Linked DNA regions of Homo sapiens: regions 1 and 3 are each linked to region 2. Evidence: read pairs that join two places in POLR2A ChIA-PET (ENCODE). Cell type or tissue: PC-9. All regions are shown on one strand.

Evidence for each region. Peaks named below come from ENCODE experiments on the same cell type or tissue, not always from the same donor. Only the 100,000 strongest peaks of a DNase experiment are listed, where the experiment ranks them.
Region 1: POLR2A ChIA-PET joins it to region 2 with 15 read pairs; 7 of 35 experiments call an interaction of 5 or more read pairs at or near these places.
Region 3: POLR2A ChIA-PET joins it to region 2 with 19 read pairs; 3 of 35 experiments call an interaction of 5 or more read pairs at or near these places.

What each region holds. Positions count from the first base shown.
Region 1 is chr14:102,067,456-102,075,455 of GRCh38, reverse strand. No RefSeq gene overlaps it. Among named protein-coding and RNA genes, the nearest start is that of HSP90AA1, 16 kb to the left of the region's middle. In PC-9, no CTCF peak of the experiment used is centred here; DNase peaks (open chromatin) are centred at 3,645 and 3,955; H3K4me3 peaks cover 858 bases; H3K27ac peaks cover 4,799 bases.
Region 2 is chr14:102,183,280-102,191,279 of GRCh38, reverse strand. All of the region lies in intron 1 of WDR20 (WD repeat domain 20), which reads right to left. Among named protein-coding and RNA genes, the nearest start is that of WDR20, 47 kb to the right of the region's middle. RefSeq lists enhancers at 5,937-6,436, 6,437-6,938. In PC-9, a CTCF peak has its summit at 4,603; DNase peaks (open chromatin) are centred at 3,329, 4,029 and 5,669; H3K4me3 peaks cover 1,799 bases; H3K27ac peaks cover 5,258 bases.
Region 3 is chr14:102,557,919-102,565,918 of GRCh38, reverse strand. No RefSeq gene overlaps it. Among named protein-coding and RNA genes, the nearest start is that of LINC02323, 17 kb to the right of the region's middle. RefSeq lists an enhancer at 5,082-5,351 and a silencer at 7,820-8,000. In PC-9, no CTCF peak of the experiment used is centred here; no DNase peak of the experiment used is centred here.

The DNA of each region.
Region 1 (8,000 bases), 120 kb after region 2:
TTATTTTATAGATAAGAAAAACAAGCTCTGGAAGTGGAGAACACGCAGGGCTCTCTGGGCTAAGGGAGGCCAGGGCTGCGGTGCAGGCATCAGACTTCTACTCCTGCACCCCGACACCTCCCAAATGCCCAAGAGCTGGGCAGGGCCTGGGGAGTGGGATGGATGTCCTAGGCTCAGCTCTGCTTCCAGGGAAGGGGTTCTGGAGGAGCAGATAGGCCCAGTCTTGAGTTTAAGACTACAGATGTGTGTGTGTTTTGCTTATGTTTGTATCCCAAATACTCATAACAGTGTCTGGCACATGACAGGCACACAAATCTATGCTAACAAATAACAAATTAACCTAAGCACTTCATAGTTTACACTTTCACTTACAGTTTCTAATTTTTTTTTTTTTTTTTTTTTTTTTTTTTTTTTGAGACTGAGTCTCGTTCTGTCACCCAGGCTGGAGTGCAGTGGCACCATCTTGGCTCACCACAACCTCCACCTTCCAGGTTCAAGCAACTCTTGTGCCTCAGCCTCCTGAGTAGCTAGGACCACAGGCGTACTTCACCACGCCTGGCTAATTTTCTCTTTTTTATAAACTATTTATTTGGGAGATTTCCAAAACATACAAAATAGAAGCAGATAGATAATAACAAATGTTGGCAAGGATGTGGAAAATTGGAACCCTCATAGGTACACTGCTGGTAGGAATGTAAAATGATACTGTTTTGGAAAACAGTCTGGCTGTTCCTCAAAATGTTAAACATAGCATTGCCACATGATCCAGGGATTCCACTCCTTGGGATTTACTCAAGATGAACGGATAAACAAAATGTGGTCTATGCATACAATGGAATATTATTCAGGCTTAAAAAGGAAGAAAATTCTGACACATGCTACGACATGGATGAACCTTAAAGACATTGTACTAAGTGAAATAAGCCAGTCACAGAAGGACACACACTGTATGATTCCACTTACCTCAGGTACCTAGAGTAGGCAAATTCAGAGAGACAGGAAGTAGAATGCTGGTTGCCCAAGCTTGGGGAGGAGGGAAGGGAGAGTTAGCATTTAATGGGAACAGTTTTCATTTGGGAAGATGAAAAAGTTCTGAAGATGGATGGTGATGATGTTTGTACAATAATGTGGATATCTCCACCACTGAACTGCAGACTTAAAAATGGTTAAAATGGGCAGGGTGCGGTGGCTCACACCTGTAATCCCAGCACTTTGGGAGGCCGAGGCGGGCGGATCACGAGGTCAGGAGATCGAGACCATCCTGGCTAACAAGGTGAAACCCCGTCTCTACTAAAAGTACAAAAAAATTAGCTGAGTGTGGTGGCAGGCGCCTGTAGTCCCAGCTACGCAGGAGGCTGAGGCAGGAGAGTGGTGTGAACCTGGGAGGCGGAGCTTGCAATGAGCTGAGATCACGCCACTGCACTCCAGCCTGGGCAACAGAGCCAGACACTGTCTCAAAAAAAAAAAAAGGTTAAAATGGTAAACTTCATGTTATGTATATTTTGTTTTGTTTATTTATTTATTTATTTATTTTTGGAGACAGAGTCTCACTCTGTCGCCCTGGCTAGAGTGCAGTGGCGTGACCTTGGCTCACTACAACCTCTGCCTCTGGGATTCAAGTTATTCTCCTGCCTCAAACTCCCAAGTAGCTGGGATTACAAGCACTGCCACCACACCTGGCTAATTTTTTGTGTTTTTAGTAGAGATGGGGTTTTTCCATGTTGCCCAGGCTGGTCTTGAACTCCTGACCAGCATGGCAGGTGATCCACCCACCTCGGCCTCCCAAAGTGCTGGGATTACAGGCATGAGCCACTGCACCTGGTCAGGAATTGTTTTATGAACCGACAGGTGCCCACCAGTCAGCTGCAACAATTACATTAATGAGGTCTCATTTGAGTCTAGAATCTTACGAAGAAGGTATCGTTTATCAATTCCTTTTGATAGATGAGGAAACTGAAGATCAGAGTGGTCACACAGCAAGTAAGAGGTAGACAGACTATATCTTCCCCTACCCGCTTCCAAAATAGATTGTCCCTGGACCCTGGCTTTTCCCCACACCAGCTGCCCCATTTAAACACCCCATTCAAAATGTGATTGGCTGAGCCTAGCCTGTGTCCTAGCTGCAAGAGAGGCTGGGAAAACCGGTGTCTGGTCTTTTCATGGCCTTTTCCTCCCATCTGGCCTCGTGAGGTTGGGGAGTCCCCAGAATGTAGGAGGGGGATTCAGCGCTGGGCAACTCAAAACTGACAGACCGCTGCAGTGGCTCATGCCTGTAATCCCAGCACTTTGGGAGGCCGAGGTGGGTGGATCACCTGAGGTCAGGAGTTCAAGACCAGCCTGACCAACATGGTGAAACCCCATCTCTACTAAAATACAAAAGTTAGCTGGGCATGGTGGCAGGTGCCTGTAATCCCAGCTACTCAGGAGGCTGAGGCAGGAGCATCACTTGAACCTGGGAGGTGGAGGTTGCAGTGAGCCGAGATCACACCACTGCACTCCAGCCTGGGCATAGAGCAAGACTCTGTCTCAAAAAAAAGAAAAAAGAAAAAGAAAAAAAAAACTGACGTCTCTTTCTAAGACCTCACACACCAGACAACAGAGCTCCTCTGCCTGGAATGATTTCTCTTTCTCTTTTTTTTTTTTTTTTTTTTTTTTTGAGACAGAGTTTTGCTCTTGTTGCGTAGGCTGGAGTGCAATGGCGTGATCTCAGCTCACTGCAACCTCTGCCTCCCAGGTTCAAGTGATTCTCCTGGCTCAGCCTCCCAAGTAGCTGGGATTACAGGCGCCAGCCACCCTGCTCGGCTAATTTTTGTATTTTTAGTAGACAGGGTTTCACCATGTTGGCCAGGGTGGTCTCAAACTCCTGACCTCGTGATCCACCCACTTCAGCCTCCTAAAGTGCTGGGATTACAGGTGTGAGCCACCGCGCCCAGCTTTTTTGTATTTTTTTTATTGTGGTAAAATATATGTAACTTTTTTTTTTTTTGATACAGAGTCTTGCTTTGTCGCCCAGGCTGGAGTGCAGTGGTGCGATCCTCGGCTCACTGTAACCTCCGCCTCCCAGGTTCAAGTGATTCTCCTTCTTCAGCCTCCCAAGTAGCTGGGATTATGGGCACCTGCCACCACGCCCGGCTAATTTTTGTACTTTTAGTGGAGACAGGGTTTTGCTATATTGGCCAGGCTGGTCTCGAACTTCTGACCTCGTGTCCTGCCCACCTTGGCCTCCCAAAGTGCTGGGGTTATGGGCGTGAGCCACCACACCCGGCCTGTAACATAAAACTGACCATTGTAAACCATTTTTAAGTGTACAGTCCAGTGCATTAACTACCTTCACAACATTATGCAACTATCATTACTATTTCCAAAACTTTTTCATTCCCCCAACAACAACTCTGTACCCGGTAAGCCACCAATTGCCTGAGATGGTCTCCATGTCCCCCCACACCAGGCTAAATCCTTCCACTCTTCCACTATCTGGCCCCAGATAATCCTTCCATTATCTGGTCTCAGAAAATATTTTCCTGACATAACATAAGCCCCGCATACACTCTCCTTGCGTCTTCTACCTTTCTTTGTAGCATTATGCAACTATAAGGAAATGACCATTCGTTTCAGGTCAGTCTTCCTGTCTCTCTGCTGCCTGTCAGCCCAGGAGGGAAGGCGTGAGTGTTCACTGCTAAATTGGTGCATGTGGCAAACACCTGATACGTATTTGTGGCCTGAGTGAAGAAGTGGTATGTACAAATGATGTTTTCCCCCTTCCTGTGGGGATGACAATTTGTTTAAATAATTCTGTATAATTTAGGAAGCTTTTGTTCCCTTTGCTAAGCCTTCAAGATCTGCTCAAGACTTTGAAAGTGTGATTATAGATTCTTCCTCCATAGGAGGGAATGTCACATCACCTCCCTGAGAAGAACATTCCAGGAAGTGGGGCTTTTAATGAGTCACGGTGTATTAATAGCACCACCAAAATCTGAACAAAGATGCCATTATGTTAGTGCAGAGCAAGTGAGCTGAACACGCTATCTGCCAAGTGTACGTTTTTGCTTGGAACATCAATCATCTTCTTATGAAAGCGTTTTAGGCCTCAACACTTGATCAATGAAAGTTCCAGAACTCGAAATGCAGTCCAAAAAGAAGCACTCTTGTTTTTTTAATGCCAGGTTAAAATTCAAAAAACAGGCTGGGCGCGGTGGCTCACGCCTGTAATCCCAGCACTCTGGGAGACCAAGGCGGGTGGATCACAAGGTCAGGAGATCGAGACCATCCTGGCTAACACGGTGAAACCCCATCTCTACTAAAAATACAAAAAATTGGCCAGGCATGGTGGTGGGCGCCTGTAGTTCCAGCTACTTGGGAGGCTGAGGCAGGAGAATGGTGTGAACCCGGGAGGTGGAGGTTGCAGTGATCCAAGATCGCACCACTGCACTCCAGCCTGGGTGACAGAGTGAGACTCTATCTCAAAAAAAAAAAAAATTCAAAAAACAAGAAACAGGCCGCGCGCAGTGGTTCACACCTGTAATCTCAGCATTTTGGGAGGCTGAGGTGGGTGGATCATTTGAGGTTAGGAGTTTAAGACCAGCCCCGAGCAATGTGGTAAAACCCCATCTCTACTAAAAAATAAAAATAACAGAAAACACATTAGAATGAAAATCAATAAAACATTTAACATCTGAATGCATTTGTGGTGGATATAGAAAAGTATGCTATTTTGCCCTCCACCCCCTGCTTATTTTGTGCGGTTTTTTTTGAGACAGGGCCTCATTATGTTGCCCAGGCTGGACTCAAACTCTGGGGCTCAAGCAGTCCTCCTGCCTCAGTCTCCTGAGTAGCTGGCATTCCAGGTGCGCACCACCACGGCTGGCAACAATTTCCCTTTTTTTTTTTTTTTTTTTAAGGTGGAGTCTCTCTGTCACTAGGCTGGAGTGCAGTGGTGTGATCTCACCTTACTACAATCTTCGCCTCCCAAGTTCAAGAGATTCTCCTGCCTCAGCCTCCCAAGTAGCTGGGACTACAGGTGTGCGCCACCACGCCCAGCTAGTTTTTGTATTTTTAGTAGAAGTTTTAGAGGTTTCACCATGTTGGCCAGGATGGTCTCCGTCTCTTGACCTCATGATCCGCCTGCCTTGGCCTCCCAAAGTGCTGGGATTACAGGCGTGAGCTACCGCTCCTGGCCAAACACTTTCCCTTTTAATAAAACCAGTTGGTACCATTTCTAAGCAGTTCCTGAATCCTGTGGTTTCTGCTGTCTCAGTCTCCTTCCTTAGCCTGGAAGGGCAACACACGTAAGAGAAGATGCCCAACCGCACTGCAAGTCATGAAAGGGAAAGTGAGTGTAAGAAGATGCATTTTACACCCATCAGGAATGGCAGAAATTAAAGGAGGACAGTACCAAATGTTGGCTATGGTCTGAAAATGGGGTCTCTCATGTGACCTGATGGGGGTACAGATCAATACAGTTAATCTGGAGGGCAATTTGGCACATCTGATGGAGTGGGAGAACTCACCCTGAGTACTTCCTGGTACGTGCTAGAGAAAGTCTTTCCACTTGCACCGGGAGAAAGGTACAAGAATGTTCTCCACAACCCTGTAGCAGGGGAATTTGAAAATATCTACATGTCTCAAAACAGGAGACTATCTTGGTAATTTGAGTTAATAGGAAATAAGGGGATAAAGGGACGTGCTAAATGACACTCTGAGGAAGCAGGCGGACAAATCCAGATGTGTGGGATATTTGGCTTGGTGTCTTCCACAAATAAGTGCCATTTAAACAACTCTTGTTGCCGGGCATGGTGGCTCATGCCTGTAATCCTAGCATTTTGGGAGGCCAAGGCAGGCGAATCACTTGAGGTTGGGAGTCGAGACCAACCTGGCCGACCTGGTGAAACCCTGTCTCTACTAAAAATACAAAATTAGCTGGGTGTGGTGGCGGGTGCCTGTAATCCCAGCTACTTGGGAGGCTGAGGCAGGAAAATCGCTTGAACCTGGGAGATGGAGGTTGCAGTGAGCAGAGATCGTGCCACTGCACTCCAGCCTGGGCAGCAGAGCAACACTCTGTCTCAAAAAAAAAAAGTACACAAAAGCAGACAGAATAGTATGAAACCTTAGTGACCATCACCATCCCCAACAACCAGCCAACTGGCCATGGCCATTCCCACCCATCCACACTCAATGCACCCTTCTTTCTTTCTCCAAGTCATTCTGAGGCAATTCTGAGATTTCATTGTACCATTTCACCCATAAGTATTTTCCCTACTACATCTCTGCACTCAGACATATTCAAGGCACTTGGTACTATAATTAAATGTACGATTAAGTGAGTGAACAAGGACAAGTCAAGATGTTCATTTTTGTCATTTCTAGTTAACACTGTACTGGAGGTTCTAACCAGGGGCAATTAGTCATGAAAAAGAAAAGACATCCTGATATCCTGATTGGACAGGAAAATGTAAAAAGTATCTGCATTTGTAAATGACATGATCTTGTATATAAAAACTCCTAAGGATTACAAACACACAAATCTATAGAACTAATGAGTTCAGCAAGATTTTAGGATACAAGATTGGCCGAGCATGATGGCTCATACCTGTAATCCCAGCACTTTGGGAGGCCAAGGTGGGAGGATCACTTGAGCCTAGGAGTTCAAGAGCAACCTGGGTAACATAGTGAGACCCCTGTCTCTACTAAAAAAAAAAAAAAATACAAGATTAATATATAAATATCAATTGTATTTTTATACATTAACAATGAGTGATCTGAAAATAAAGAAACATTTTTATTTGCAATAGCACCAAAAAGAATAAAAGATTTAAAAATAAAATTAGGTCAGGCTTGGTTGCTCATGCCTGTAATTCCAGCACTTTGGGAGGCCAAGGTGGGAGGATTGCTTGAACTTAGGAGGTCAAGGCTGCAGTGAGCTAGGATTACTCACTGTCCAGCCTGGGTGACACAGTGGGTCTCAAAGAAAAAGTAATAATAATAATAATAAATAAATAAAATTAACAAAAGGAATGCAAGACTTTTTATACTGTGTATTGAAAACTACAAAACATTGTTGAAATTAAAGACAAACTAAAATGGAAAGACATACCATGTTCATGGATCGGAAGGCTTAATGTTGTGGAGATAAGCAATACCACCCAAACTGATCCACAGATGCAACCCAATCCCTATTAACAATTTCCCAGCACTTTGGGAGGCCAAGGTGGGCGGATCACGAGGTCAGGAGATTGAGACCATCCTGGCTAACACACTGAAACCCCGTCTCTACTAAAAATACAAAAAATTAGCCGGGTGTGGTGGCGGGCGCCTGTAGTCCCAGCTACTCGGGAGGCTGAGGCAGGAGAATGGCGTGAACCCGGGAGGCAGAGCTTGCAGTGAGCCGAGATCACGCCACTGCACTCCAGCCTGGGTGACAGAGCAAGACTCCATCTCAAAAAAAAAAAAAAAAAAAAAAAAAAAAAAAGCTGGCATTTTTGTGCAGAAACTGACAAGCTGGTTATAAAGTTTATATGAAAATGAAGCAGGCATGGTGGCTCACGCCTGTAATCACAGCACTTTGGGAGGTCAAGGCAGGTGGATCATGAGGTCAGGAGTTTGAGACCAGCCTGGCCAAGATGGTGAAACCCTGTCTCTACTAAAAAATACGAAAATTAGATGGGTGCAGTGGCGGGCACCTGTAATCCCAGCTACTCAGGAGGCTGAGGCAGGGGAATTGCTTAAACCTGGGAGGTGCAGGTTGCAGTGAGCCGAGATCGCACCACTGCACTCTAGCCTGGGTGACAGAGTAAAACTCTGTCTCAAAAAAAAAAAAAAAAAAGGAAAAGAAAATGTTAAGGAACCCAGAAAAGCCAATCTTGAAAAAGGACAAAGTAGTAAGACTCACACTTCCTGACTTCAAACATTACTAAGAAAAAAAAAGTGAGGCCAGGCCTGGTGGCTCACACCTGTAATCCTAGCACTTTGAGAGGCTGAGGCAGGCAGATCCCGAGGTCAGGAGT
Region 2 (8,000 bases):
GTCTGGTAGCGAGAGAAAGAGCCCAGACCAGGCAAGCCTAAGTTCAAATCCTGCCTTCCCTCTTGGTAGCCAAGTGGCCTTGGGCAAAGTGCAAGTTTCCTCTCACTAATAGGAGATCAAAGGCCCACCCCTCCCCTGCAAGGCAATGGTGAAGGCTGCAGATAACAGAAAGCACAGAGCACACAGAAGTATTTGGGTAGCTACCATTATTCATTAATTCCAGCCACATCTTATCTCTAATCAAAATGTCTCCTAATTTTTTTCTTTTTTTTTTTTTTTGAGATAGAGTCTCGCTCTGTTGCCAAGGCTACAGTGCACTGGCATGACTTCAGCTCACTGTAACCTCCACTTTCCAGGTTCAAGCAATTCTTGTGCCTCAGCCTCCTCAGCAGCTGGGATTACAGGCATGCACCAACATGCCCGGCTAATTTTTGTATTTTCAGTAGAGACAGGGTTTTACCATGTTGGCCATGCTGGTCTCGAACTCCTGACCTCAAGTGATCTGCCCGCCTCAGCCTCCCAAAGTGCTGGGATTACAGGCGTGAGCCACCACACCTGGCCTGTGGCCTCCTAATTTCTATCAAGTCAATGTAGGAAAAAGTACCTAGCACCCCTGCCCTCCAGGGTTCAGCCCCATCCTCCCCAACAGCAATATCACCTTCTGTCTAGTCAACACTTTTTTTTTTGAGACAGAATTTCCCTCTTGTTGCCCAGGCTGGAGTGCAATGGTGTGATCTTGGCTCACTGTAACCTCTGCCTCCCGGGTTCAAGTGTTTCTCTTGCCGTGGCCTCCTGAGTAGCTGGGATTAAAGGCGCCTGCCACCACACCTGGCTAATTTTTTGTTTTTTGTTTTTGTTTGTTTGTTTGTTTTTGGTATTTTTAGTAGAGACAGGGTTTCACCATGTTGGCCAGGCTGGTCTCAAACTCCTGACCTCAGGTGATCCACCTGCCTTGGCCTCCCAAAGTGCTGGGATTACAGGCGTGAGCCACTGCGCCTGGCCTAATCAACACTTCCTATGTGCCAGGCCTGCACCAGGAACTTTACAATCATCATCCAATCCAATCCTAGTCACCCCTCAAAGCTGGTACTAATGTATCCACATTACATTGATGAGGGACCTGGAAGGAAGTTCAGGGTCATGAGGCTGTGCTCTTATCAGCTCTACACCATCTTGCCTCTCCACCCTTCACTGGCCCTCCACACAACTCATAAGCAATGGCCAGAGCAGACAGCCCCTCTTTCTTGGCTTACGTCACCCTCTTGGTAGGGACAGTCTCCTTTGCCCACCTCCCCAGGAATCGTGCCCGTCAGTTCACGTCCCACCGCCCACAGCAAGGATTTTCCCAACCATTCTTTGTGCTGCTCCTGTATCTGAATTCTCAAGTACTTAATTCATTCCACAACATTTAATATTTAATCACTTATATGATTTCAGAATTGTTTTATGTCTGTTATAATCAATTAAAATAAAATTATAATAAAAACTCTTTTAAGGAGAACTTTATTAAACAGTTACCACTGTATAGTTCCACAAAATTAGTTTTTTTCAGCTTTCTGATAGATTCTACACACTGAGATTTCAAAAAATGGTTTGCATCCCAATTATTATCAATTACCTAAGTTCTTCACCGTAAGTTTTTTTCCACTCAGATTCTGACAGATAAACATGAATTTATAGAAGAACCAATTTATTAAACATTCTTATCCATTTTAAGAATCGGGTATTTGGTCTTCAGCCCCAGCAGAGGTATCCAGCCTGGCACAGAGGCTAAGTATTTGTAGAATACATTAAACCACAACTGTTTCTTAATTTTTTCTATGGAAAGTTTAAATTTTATCATTATGCTCATGAGTTTGCATAAGGAGTTACTGATTACAAATAATTTGACAGTCTCATCATACTTATTAAGTTCTCAACTTAATAGAAAAATTTTAAGTGATAGTTTTAAAATTCCTACTAAAGAAACAACTAGTTACCAAAGCCTCGATCAGTAAGTAAACATTTTTAAATGTAATACTTCTCTTTTCCTTGGACTTTTTCTTTTTCTTCATTACTATTATTATTATTGAGACAGGGTCTCGCTCTATTACCCAGGCTGGAGTGCAGTGGTGCGATCTGGGCTCACTGCGACCTCTGCCTCCCGGGTTCAAGTGATTCTCCTGCCTCAGCCCCCCGAGTAGCTGGGATTACAGGTACGTGCCACCACGCCCAGCTAATTTTTGTATTTTTTGTAGAGACGGGGTTTCAACCATGTTGACCAGGCTGGTCTCGAACTGACATCAAGTGATCTGCCTGCCTTGGCCTCCCAAAGTGGTGGGATTACAGGCATGAGCCATCATACCTGGCCTTCCTTAGACTTTTCATCCTTAAGATCTCTGGAATTTTTTTTTTTTTTTTTTTTTTTGAAACAGGGTCTCGCTCTGCTGCCCAGACTGGAGTACAGTGATGCAAATACAGCTCACTACAGCCTCAACTTCCTGGGCTCAACTGATTCTCCTGCCTCAGCCTCTCAAGTAGCTGGGACACAGATGCGTGCCACCATGCCCAACTAATTTTTTTTTTTTAATTTTCTGTAGAGACAGTGTCTTGCCATGTTGCCCAGGCTGGTATCAAACTCCTAGGCTCCAAGAACCCTCACATCTCAGCCTCCCAAAGTGCTGGGATTACAGATGTAAGTCACCATGCCTGGCTGGAATTTTTTTCTGGAACAATACTACTGAAATTCAGAGTCAGCTGGGTCAGTTTAGCATGGCACTAATGAGCCTATAGGTCCTTGAGGAATTTCTTTCCAGTACCACAAAGGGTCTGCAAAAGAAGCCCTCCAGTTCCAGTTCATGCCTTCACCATAGCCCTGCCTGCCCACTCTTCCCTCAGGAATGCTGCTGAGTGGACAGAAATGTGGAGGAAGGACTTGAACCCGAGAGGGGCTATTCCACCAAAGGCAAAAAGCTTGCAGCCTGGTTCCCACCAACTTAGTGGGCCTCAGTAGGGGGCTTTGGGAAGCCTGTGGCATCACAGGCAACAGCCATGTCACATCACATAGGCCTGGTAAAGTTTTACTTGATAAAACTCCTCAGTGCCCAGAAGCATCTGATGTGGTATGAAAAATATCTCAGAGCTCTTTTGAAAAATGTGTGTCAAATTATAATCTTAGACATAATTTTAAATGAATCAGGTGGAAATAGTGTAGGTAATAAAGGTAGTTTTATTTTCCCTAAATTTCACATCTTCCCTCCCCATCCCCACCTGAGAATCACCTAAGAGAGAACCGGTCTTGCAGAGTCTTGCCAGAAAAGTAAAAGATCCTTTTACTGGCATAGCTAACAGCTACCAAGTGCCTAATGCAGGCAGACCAGAAACTTACCTGGCCTACACCCAAAGCACTCTCTACCTCCTAAGTCCACTCCTCCCATCCTTAAGCCCCACCCCAACCAGCTTTATACTTGGCGCTCTGTTGGGTCCCCTGCCTGGCACCCCTGCCCAAAGGACAGCTTCAGGGCCCTCATCCAGCCTGGGTTTCCCCAGCTTAGCTCAGCCTCTCTAGCTCTGTGCCAGTCTCCTTCCACCCATTTCCAATCACATGCAATTCGCCCTACACTCTGCCAGACACATCTTCGGGAAGCCTTAGGTCACTCTCCCACTCCACCACTGCCACGGCTCTGCAGGGCCTACAGCTTAGCACTCACAGGCTGCCCAATGTGGCCTTATCACCCCCGCCCCTCCACATACATTACCCCAAAGACCCTTGGCTGCTGCCTGTGCTTCTGACACCTTGCCTTTCCTGCCATTCCTTCTTTCACCCAAAAAAAGTCCCCTATCCTCATATTCACAAAAGCAGAGATGTCATGTCCTCCTGAGCCCCCCCCCAGCCTATGTGTGACATTCTTCCAGACCCCTTCACCGATGCCTATCATTATGTGCCACACTTATTAGCTGCAATATGTTAACTATGTTCCATATATTGTGAAAGTCCAGCTCCTTTTAAAAACAAGAAAGAAGCCAGGAGGCTGCTGAGTCACTGACAGCCTGAATGAATTAATCAAAACTAGCTGGAGCAGTCTGAGTAACATCAAAGGTTGCCATAAGCCATTTTGAAAATCAGAAGAGAACGACTGTAGTGCTATTATCATTCCTCTTGACCACATCTCAGACAACCAAAACAGGGACCAAAAGTGGCCAAGAAATTACTTCCAAGGGCCACAAAGGATCACCTACTAGAAAAGAAGTGGAACGACTAGGGGCCTATCTTAAAACCTGAGATCCAAAATAAACCACACTGCAAAGACTGTTCCGCAGGTTTTCTTGGTGGAACTTTTTTTTTTTTCCTGAGACAGAGTCTCGTTCTGTCCCCCAGGCTGGAGTGCAGTGGCACGATCTCGGCTCACTGCAAGATCCACCTCCTGGGTTCACGCCATTCTCCTGCCTCAGCCTCCCGAGTAGCTGGGACTACAGGCGCCCCCCACCACCCCGGCTAATTTTTTTTATTTTTAATAGAGACGGGATTTCACCATGTTAGCCAGGGTGGTCTCCATCTCCTGACCTCGTGATCCGCCTGCCTCGGCCTCCCAAAGTGCTGGGATTACAGATGTGAGCCACTGCGCCCGGCCCTTGGTGGAACTTTTAACCTAGTCAGGCTTGGGGCTGCTAGTGCCTGTTAGGGATTGATTAGTCCACAGTCCAGGGCCTGGGGCTGGACCACATCTGCTTGTCACCCTGGTGAAACCGGAGGGGGGTGTTGTGGGGGGAGGCACTGAAGATGAAAAGAGACCTTGGCCAATCAGAGCTGATATTCACCTTTTGAACAAAGCTCAACTATGTAACCAAAATTTTCTTCAACATAATGGGAAATAACTGGGTGGGTCTAATGACAAAAATACCACACAGTGATTTTCAAACACCTTCAACTGCCCACACTTCATGTGTAGGCGAACAGTTTAACGCTCAAGTAACAATCAGCTGCACAGCACCACACAGATGCCAATTCCACAGTCCCACCGCTGCCCTTGAAGGGGCCACAAAACCAGGTTTACCTTATGGAAAGACCCACACAATCCATGTTTCTCACAGTATCTTCAATTCAGTAGTTACAGCCAACGTATCTGAACAGTTGGCATTAACAGTATGTAAAGAGCCTAACACTTGTTTAAAATATATGTATGTCAGAAACATAAGAAGTCAGTTAGGCTTGGGTCACTTATGCCCATAGGAAAAACAAACAGTAATCAATTGTACAGTTTCAGTGTTTCATTTCAAAAAGGACAAGAACTTATCTGTGTTATTTACCTCCCTGTCTCCAACATCTAATAGAGGGCCTGGCACACAGAAGGTTATCACTGAATATCTGTCACAGAAAGGAAACAATTCTGAAAATGGAGGAAAAGAACAGTGAAGTGATAGAAACCAAGAGACCTACAGCCAAATGTATATAAAAGCAAATATATAATGCTTTTTTTTTTTTTTTTGAGATGGAGTCTCGCTCTGTCGCCCAGCTGGACTGCAGTGGCGCAATCTCGATAATTCTTTTGCTGACCAAAATGCTAAGAATAAATGCCTTCTTGGGTGTCCATCCATGAAAGCAAACAGTCTCCATCAGTAAATATTAGTACATCACTTTACAGTTTACAAAGCACCTCCATGGATCAGTTTTTTGAAACCTCGCTACAAACCTGCGCAGTAAGTACAACTGCCACTCCCATTTTGTAAACAAGAAAATAGAATCAGCCGCCCAGAGGAACCCAGTGGTAGAGTCTGGCCATCGAAATTCCAGCCCGTGTGCCTTCTGCTGCACCGCCGTCTACTGCTGGGGTGATGCAACAGACATGTGAGGTGGCACCTAGTTCTACGATTCTATCACCATGTAACTCCATGTTCCTAGGCTTCTTGAAGTGGGACTCAAATATTCCAGCCTTTCTCAGTGTGGCCCAGATTCCAGATCTACCTCTTCTTTTCAATCATTTGCCTCACAGAATTATTTTATTAAAATGGAATAATATAAGTCCCAGCAGAATCCCTGGCACTTAAAAGGCACTCGGGAAACATTAGTTTCCTTCTGAATACATAAGGACTTGCTACTTATCATATGGGCTTTGAAAATTCTCATCATTCATTAATACCTTCAAAGAAACAGACATAAGGAAAAACAGAGATGTTTCTTTCTGCCCTAAATTTCCTGCAGAAGGACAGCAGCAGTGGAAGCCCACTTTCAGCAGGTTTTCCTTCCAGTATAATCTTCCAAAACAAAACAGTAGCTTCTCTTTCTTAGTTTCCATTCCTCCTTCATTCTCAAACATACTAGTACAGCCCACACTTGCTTGGCATTCCAAACCCATCCCCTTCACTAAAGACCAACCGTTGGTGCATTGTCTCTAGCGCGCTTCTGATGGGCTCTGACCTGGAATGAGCCCCGGCCAACCACGTTCAAGGGGCTGCGTTTAGCCGCAGCAAGGCTTTGAGAGGCGGCACAGAGAATTAGACAGAGGGGAGGCAGGCAAGACAATAAGTCAAACGTCAGCAAATAGCAAGATGTAAGACGTGTGGAACATCACCTTCATGTCATCCCAAAATGAGAAGAGACACACAGTCACAAAGTGCGTAACATGCGTTAAGTAAAAATTTCACAGTGACAATCTCTGGAATTGCTTGCTGCTCATCAGATGGCTTCTCCCAGGGGCCAGCAAAAGCCCCTCCTTTGGAGCTCTGCATCGGGTGGGGAGAGGGTGGCCACCAGGGGAAAGCAGGAACAAGCAGAGGGCGGACATTCTGTGGCAGCATCTTCCCTGGCCTAGCACCCTCAGTCAAGCATCTGCTGAAATAACAAGCTTCTGTTGTTCTCACATGTCACTTTTTCCTAAGGCAGCCTGTCATTTAGAAACTGCTAGCTATTACAATCTACTTCTCTTCCTTCAGAGTAGCTTCTTAAAGATGAACTTAAAAAACAGCTACACTGCAACATCTTTACCAGCTCTTCATTCTCTGATGCTGTACTCCACGGAAGGTTAGATCTCCTATCGCAAGGCAAGTCACCACAAATGGCTGTTGTGAGGCTTCCTTAGGCTAATGAAATACTGATTTCTTCATTAAAGAAAAGCTATGAATAAACATCAAGATAAATTCAATTTGCACACATACTAACACCAGATCTCATCACATTAAAATGCTGACATATTCAAATGACCTATTTTTATTGAACCCTTCTGTTAAATATGTATAGGAATACGTATTCCCATTCTAAAGGGAATACCAGTATCTCACACTGACGAAAAGGCAAGATGCATTCATTTCTGCAAAAGATGATTTCAAATTCTTAGAAAAAAATGTTTTTTAAAGATAGAATTCTATGCCTTTCTGAAAGTGTTGAGACAACACTGGTAAATTACAGAGCATTGTAGAGCAGAGAGTAATTCCTGTGTGCTGCCTAACTACTACACTGTTGTTGTTCTAACCTTTGGGCCATCCATGGGCTCATTATATTCAGCAGAGCACATAAATGATTTTAAATTTCCAATTCAAGTTGCTGAGTAACATAAGCAACAATCGGTAGAAGAGTTCCCATCCTAAGTGAAAACGGCCCTAAGTCCCCAGTTGTGCAGAGGGCCTACAAACTTCCATTTCCTCATCCTACAGAGAAACTGAGGCCCAGGAAGAGGTGGTGATCTGCCCAAGGTTCATAATGCTTACAACTTCACCTTTAACCATATCTAGCTGTTTCTCCCTTTTCAATCACCCAGCGTCAGCTAGAACAAGCTACTGAATCTGTAATGTCTAAAATTTCAATAAACAACACGTGTAGCAGTAATTGTATATCATATGACAGCATTTTGGACATAGTACACTGCTGTGTTTCAAACAGGAAGCAAAAGAGCTAGAGTGAGAGAACATTAAACATATCTTAAACATTAATGGAGATCAGCTACTAAAACAAGTGGCCAAAATGCTTGACTTGGCTTCTGTAATTCAAATAATCTCTGATCCAACCAGGCGTGAGCTGAAGAATACAG
Region 3 (8,000 bases), 370 kb before region 2:
TAAGGGATTTCTAAATAGCTGATAAAGTATCATTTCTGGGTCTGTCTGTGATAGTATTTCCCCAGAAACTAGAGGAGGTTGGTAGTGAGTCAGTGGACTGAGTGGGGAAGATCTATCTACCTTCGATACAGGGTCGGGAGAGGGCACCATCCAATTGTCTGAAGGCCAGATGGGACCAGAGATGGATGACGGGTGTATTAGTCCATTCTCACTGCTATAAAGAAATACCTGAGACTGGGTAATTTATAAAGGAAAGAAGTGTAATTGATTCACAGTTCCGCCTGGCTGGGAAGCCACAGGAAACTTACAGTCATAGTGGAAGGCAAAGGGGAAGGAAGCTTGGACCTTCTCACATGGCGGCAAGAGAGAGAGGAGTGAGGAGCAAAGGGGGAAGAGCCCCTTGTGAAACCGTCACCTCTCATTAGAACTCACTCACTATCTTTTTTTTTTTTTTTGAGACGGAGGCTTGCTCTTTTGCCCAGGCTGGAGTGAAGTGGTGCAATCTCGGCTCACTGCAACCTCCGCCCTCCCCCGTGTTCAAGCTATTCTCCTGCCTCAGCCTACCAAGTAGCTGGGATTACAGGCACCCACCACCAAGCTTGGCTAACTTTCCTATTTTTAGTAGAGATGGGGTTTTGCCATGTTGGCTAGACTGATCTCAAACTCCTGACCTCAGGAGATCCACCCACCTCGGCCTCCCAAAGTGCTGGGATTACAGGTGTGAGCCACTGTGCCCAATCATCTGGGGCTAGGAGTTTGAGCCCGGCCAACATGGCAAACCCCATCTCTAATAAAAATACAAAAATTAGGCTCACGCCTGTAATCCCAGCCCTTTGGGAGGCCGAGGTGGGCAGATCACGAGGTCAGGAGTTGGAGACGAGCCTGGCCAACATGGTAAAACCCCATCTCTACTAAAAGCACAAAACATTAGCTGGGTGTGGTGGTGGGCACCTGTAATCCCAGCTACTTGGGAGTCTGAGGCAGGAGAATCACTTGAACCCGGGAGGCAGAAGTTGCAGTGAGCTGAGATTGTGCCACTCCACTCCAGCCTGGGCAACAGAGCGAGACTCCATCTCAAAAAAAAAAAAAAAAATTAGCCAGGCATGGTGGCACGCACCTGTGGTCCCAGCTACTTGGGAGGCTGAAGCAGGAGAATTGCTTGAGCCTGGGAGGCAGAAGTTGCAGTGAGCTGAGATCACACCACTGCATTCCAGCCTGGGCGAAAGAGCAAGACTGTTAAAAAAAGGATGGAAGGAAGGAAGGAAGGAAGGAAATCATTATCAGAAGGAAAACTGGAAAACTTACAAAACTCTGGAAATTAAACAACATACATCAAAGAAGAAATAACAAGGGACATTAGAAAATGTTTAGAGACAAATGAAAATAAAAACACACCCAGACATGGTGGCTCATGCCTGTAATCTCAACACTTTGGGAGGCTGAGAGGGGAGGATCACTTGAGGCCAGGAGTTTGAGACTGGCCTGGGCAATGAGGCAAGACCCTATCTCTATAAGAAATAAAGTAAAATAATAAACAACAACATAGGCGGGGTGCGGTGGCTCATGTGTGTAATCCCAGCACTTTGGGAGGCCAAGGCAAGCGGATTACAAGGTCAGGAGATCCAGACCATCCTGGTCAACATGGTGAAACTCTCTCTACTAAAAATACAAAATTAGCTGTGCGTGGTAGCACATGCCTGTAGTCTCAGCTATTTGGGAGGCTGAGAGGAAAATCGCTTGAACCTGGGAGGCAGAGGCTGCAGTGAGCCAAGATGATACCAGTGCACTCCAGCCTGGGTGAGATAAAGTGAGACTCCATCTTGAAAAAAGAAAAAAAGAAAACAAATAACTTGATTGAGAAATGGACCAAAAACCTTAACAGATTTCTCAAGAAAAGATACACAGGTGGGCATACAAGCAAACAAAAAGACGTTCCACATTATATGTCATCAGGGAAATGCAAATTAAAACAACTGTAACACCACACACCTATTAGAGTGGCCAAAATTCAGAACATTGACAACACCAAATGCTGACAAGGAAGTGGAGCAACAGGAACTCTCATTCCCTGCTGGTGGGAATGCAAAATGGTCCAGCCACTCTTGAAGACAGTTTGGCAGTTTCTTACAGAACTAAACATACTCTCACTGGGCACGGTGGCTCACGCCTGTAATCCCAGCACTTTGGGAGGCCAAGGCAGGCAGATCACGAGCTCAGGAGTTTGAGACCAGCCTGACCAACATGGTGAAACCGTGTCTCTACTAAAAATACAAAAATTAGCCAGGTCTAGTGGCCGGCACCTGTAATCCCAGCTACTCATGAGGCTGAGGCAGGAGAATTGCTTGAACCTGGGAGGCGGAGGTTGCAGGGAGCCAAGATCACACCACCGCCCTCCAGCCAGGGTGACAGAGCAAGACTCCGTCTCAAAATAAACAAACAAACAAACAAACAAAAAACTAAACATACTCTTACCATGTAGTCTAGCAACGGTGCTCCTTGGTATTCACCCAAAGGAGTGAAATATTTATGTTCACACAACCAAAGCACGTCTATTCATAACTGCCAAAACCTGGAAGCAACCAAGATGTCCTTTAGTAGTCAAATAGAGAAATAACTCTAGGCCAGGTGCGGTGGCTTATGCCTGTAATCCCAGCACTTTGGGAGGCCGAGGCGGGTGGATCACTTGAGCTCAGGAGTTTGAGACCAGCCTGGCCAACATGGCGAAACCCCATCTCTGCTAAAAATACAAAAATTAGCCAGATGTGGGGGCGCACCCCTGTAGTCCCAGCTACTCAGGAGGCTGAGGCAGGAGGATCGCTTGAACCCAGGAGGCGGAGGTTGCAGTGAGCCATGATTGTGCCACTGCACTCCAGCCTGGGCGACAGAGCGAGACTCCGTCTCAAAAACAAAACAAAACAAAACAAAAACTATTCTGCATAAAACCCTAATGGTGGAGACAAGTCATTATACATTCGCCCGAACGCGTGAAGCATCCGGCAGGAAGAGGGAACCCTCATGGAAACCCTGGACTTCCGGTGATGATGTGGCCCTGTAGGTTCCTCAGTTGTAACAAATGTGCGGCTCCAGCGGGGGATGTTGATTGTGAGGGAGGCTGTGCATGTGTGGGGGCAGAGGTACATGGGAACTCTCTGTACCTTCTGCTTAATTTGGCCGTGAACCTCAGGCAGCTCTGAAAAAAAAAGCTTTCTTTTTTTTTTGAGACGGAGTCTCACTCTGTCCCCAGGCTGGTGCAATCTGGGCTCACTACAAACTCCGCCTCCCGGGTTCACACTATTCTCCCGCCTCAGCCTCCCAAATAGCTGGGACTACAGGCACCCGCCACCACGCCTGGATAATTTTTTGTATTTTGGTAGAGACGGGGTTTCACCATGTTAGCCAGGATGGTCTTGATCTCCTGACCTTGTGATCCACCCGCCTCGGCCTACCAAAGTGCTGGGATTACAGGCGTGAACCACCGCGCCCAGCCAGCTTTCTTTTTCTTTGAGACGGAGTCTCGCTCTGTCTCTAGGCTGGAGTGCAGTGGTGGGCTCTTGGCTCACTGCAACCTCCAACTCCCTGGTTCAAGCAATTCTCCTTCCTCAGCCTCCTGAGTAGCTGGGATTACAGGCATGCACCACCACGCCCGGATAATTTTTGTACTTTTAGTAGAGACGGGGTTTCATCATGTTGGCCAGGATGTTCTGGATCTCCTGACCTCGTGATCGGCCCGCCTCGGCCTCCCAAAGTGCTGGGATTACAGGCACAAACAACTGCACCCAGCCAATAAAAGCTATTTTTAAAAAGTTTTGCTAAGTGAAAGAAGTCAGTCACAAAAGGCGACGTCATATGGTTTCATTTATATGAAATGTCCAGAACACGCAAACCCATAGAGATGGAAAGTGTGTGAGTGGTTGCCAGGGGCTGGGCAGAGCAGGTAAATGGAGAGTGGTTACTAATGGGTACATGGTGTGTTTGGAGGGTGATTAAAATGTTCTTTTTTTTTTTTTTTTTTTTCTGAGACAGAGTCTCACTCTGTCGCCCAGGCTGGAGTGCCGTGGTGCAATCTCGGCTCACTGCAACCTCTGCCTCCTGGGTTCAAGCGATTCTCCTGCCTCAGCCTCCAGAGTAGCTGGGATTACAGGCGCCCTCCACCATGCCCAGCTAATTTTTGTATTTTTAGTAGAGGGGGGTTTCACCATGTTGCCCAGGCTGGTCTCAAACTCCTGACTTCAGGTGATCTGCCCGCCTTGGCCTCCCAAAGTGCTAGGATTACAGGCGTGAGCCACCGCGCCCGGCCTCGAAAATGTTCTAAAATTGATTGTGGTGATGGTTGCACAACTCTGCGAATATACCATCCACCACAGAGAGCTGCACGCTTTAAAATGAATTGTGTGATATGTGAATTAGATCTCAATAAAGCTGTTTTATCTCAAAAAATCTACAGGTTGGCCGGGTGCGGTGGCTCATGCCTGTAATCCCAACACTTTGGGAGGCCGAGGCGGGTGGATCACTTGAGGTCAGGAGTTCGAGACCAGCCTGGCCAATATGATGAAACCCCATCTCTACTAAAAGTACAAAAATTAGCCAGGTTTGGTGGTGCACGCCTGTAATCCCAGCTACTTGGGAGGCTGAGGCAAGAGAATAACTTGAACCTGGGGAGTGGGGGTTGCAGTGAGCTGAGATAGCACCACTGTGCTCCAGCCTTAGCAATTGAGCGATACTCTGCCTCAACAAGAACAAAAAAAAGTCTGTAGGAAATTATAAAAAAAGAGACTGGAGTTGTTTGTTACCACCACATATCCTAGCCCATCCTGCCTCACCTCACTCAGGGAAGAGGAAGAGACTTGCCCAGACCACGTGACTAGTGAGCAGCAAGGCTGGGTGTCCACCCCGGCTGCAGTGCCCCTGTCGTGGAGTGGGGACACTGGCCCTGGTGGGCCTGGGTCTGGGGTGCCTCCTTGGCTGGGGTTCTGGCGTCTGAGTGAGCTCCTGCATGAGCCGCTGGGGCATCTCCTCTACTGCACCTGGCCCCCTGCCTCCCAGAGGGCAGCTGTGGCTTCCTGGAGACATTGCTCAGCAGCTGGTGTGCAGGGCACAGCTGAATCCCCAAATAAAACCGCAGCCACCCCCAATGAGTTCCTAACTCGTCCAAAGACATAGAGCCAGCTTCCCCTTGGGGTCCGGCCTGGGGCAAGGCCCTTCTGGAGGTCATCTCAGCCAATCTCCTAGGTGACTCCAGTCGGAGTACAGGCCTCAGTCAGCCACGCATCCTGTGCCTGCTTGCTGCAGTCCTGGGCTGGGTGCAGTCCTGGGTGCTGGGACCCACAGCGAGGGCTGCAGCTCACACCGGTGTCTCACTCTCCACCAGATGCTCCGGCCCAGCCCCCAAGCTATCTGACTGCACCCAACCTAGCTCCAAAACTTCAGTGAAAGACTGAAGCTTCTTAGTCAGGCATTTAGGGCCTTGCGGGCTGGTTTTCGCCAGCCTCTCCTATCTCTTCTCCCACCACCCATGTGCCTTGGACTCTGGAGAAGGGAGAGTGACCCCAGCCTGTTCCTGGAACAGGCCCTGCCCCATCCCATCCTCTTGTTGGCTCACTGTGTTCCCTCCTCTGGAACACCTTTCCCCCGCATGGCTAGTTTGTCCCAGTCTCCAAATCCCTGAGGCTGGACAATGGGGAGCCAGGGTTGGGGAAGCTGAGAGACCCCTGGCTCTGTCTCCACTGGGGGAGGGTGTGTGGCAGTCGAGGTGGTGACCAAGGTGCAGTGCTAGTCAGAGCGAACCCAGCTGAGCACCAGCCGCGAGCCAGGGGATTGCCAAGGACTTCCCACGGCTGAAGCTATCCACTGCCACGGAGCCGACATCTCGTGGCAAGCAGCTTGCTCAGGGTCACTGAGTGAGAAGGCGGCACGGCAGGGACTGCGACCAGGACCCCAGAGCTGTCCTGTGAATCTTGGTGCCGCTTTCCCTCCAACTGAGGCAGCCACCCTGGCTTCTGCCCCATTACTTACCAGCACAGGGCCTCTGTTTCCCCATGCACAATGGGACTGAAGAACCTAAAGTTTTTTCCTACTTAGACACTCCCAAGTTACATTATCCCACAAATACCCCAGGCCCGCTCACTCGGAGCCAGCCCCAGCCTTCGTGTAGGAATTTATTTTATTTTATTTTTGAGACGGAGTCTCACTCTGTCTCTCAGGCTGAAGTGCAGTGGCTCAATCTTGGCTCACTGCAACCTCCACCTCCCGGGTTCAAGCGATTCTCCTGCCTCAGCCTCCTGAGTAGCTGGATTACAGGCACATGACACCATGCTCAGCTAACTTTTTGTGTTTTTAGTAGAGAGGGGGTTTCACCATGTTGGCCAGGATGGTCTCGATCTCTTGACCTCGTGATCTGCTCGTCTCAGCCTCCCAAAGTGCTGGGATTACAGGCGTGAGCCACTGCGCCTGGCCTCGTGTAGGAATTTAAAGCTGAAGGAGGCGACATGTGAACCTAGAGGTGAAGAACAATTTGCCAGGCATGTGAGGGTGGGAAGGGTGTTCCAAGCACTAGGAACAGGATATGCCTAGGCAGGGGAGAGACCAGTGTCAGCACAGTCCCCAGCCCTCAGGACCCTGCAGTGGGGAGAGACAAGCTCACTCCCTGTCCTCCTGGGCCACTTAAGAAGCAGGCAGGGCTGGGTACGGTGGCTCACGCCTGTAATCCCAGCACTTTGGGAGGCCGAGGCGGGCGGATCACGAGGTCAGGAGATCGAGACTATCCTGGCTAACATGCTGAAACCCCGTCTCTACTAAAAATACAAAAAAAAAAAAACTAGCCCAGCGTGGTGGCGGGCGCCTGTAGTCCCAGCTACTCAGGAGGCTGAGGCAGGAGAATGGCGTGAACCCAGGAGGCGGAGCTTGCAGTGAGCCGAGATCGCGCCACTGCACTCCAGACTGGGTGACAGAGCGAGACTCCATCTCAAAAAAAAAAAAAAAAAAAAAGAAGCAGGCAGTGGGTGGGGAGCCAGGGTGAGGCTGGCAGGGCAGCCTTCCTCATGACCTGCCACTGAGGTCTTGAGCCCCTGTGACCCAGAGAGTTGGGTTAGCCTTGGCCCAGAGGCCCAGAGAGGGCAAGACACCCTGGAGCCACTCAACAGGCAGGGCCCTGAGGGTGCAGGCCCAGCTCACAGCCATCTCTGTCCTCCCGGCCCTGATGGCCTGTTTCCAGAGGCCGCCACAGAACATGCCTGCTGCCTGAGGCTTGGGTATATAAGTGAGGGCCTCCTGGCTGCCTGATATACTCCGCTGTGATCACACAGTGAAGTTCCATAGTCCATTCTCATTCCCTTCATGCCTCGACTGCCAGGAAACTCATAGCTAAGTTTTTGGGGTTTTTTTTTAATACGGGGCCTCACTCTGTCACTCAGGCTGGAGTGCAGTGGTGCAATCACTGCTCACTGCAGCCTCGACCTCGGGCGTAAGCGATCCTTCCACCTCAGGCTCCCTGGTAGGTAGCTGGGACCACAGGCTAATTTGTTTATTTTATTTTATTTTTATTTTTTGTAGACACAGGGTTTCACTCTGTTGCCCAGGCTGGTCTAGAACTCCTGAACTCAAGGGAGCCTTCTGTCTTGGCCTCCCAAAGTGCTGGTATTTCAGGTGTGAGCCACCATGGCTGACCACAGCTATGTCTGATGCCTGATTACTAATCATTAATGTCCTAGAATTGGGTAAATGCCTATCTCCCACTAATCTTGGTTGTTCAAAATTATCTATGTCTATTCTTACAAATTGATTGTTTCTGAATTTCTGTAGACTGCATCTTTCTGGAAGACTGAGAGGTATGAATCACAAATTATACGTAAGGCAAACCCAGCATATTCCTGGGACCTGTGTGAACAAGTCTTGGGCCTGTTTATTATGGCCGGGCAGGAGACCCCGCCACGCCCTTCTGTGCTCCTGCTGTCTAGAGGCTGAGCCCTACAGCCCAGGTCCTGACTGCACTCAATGCAGCCTCC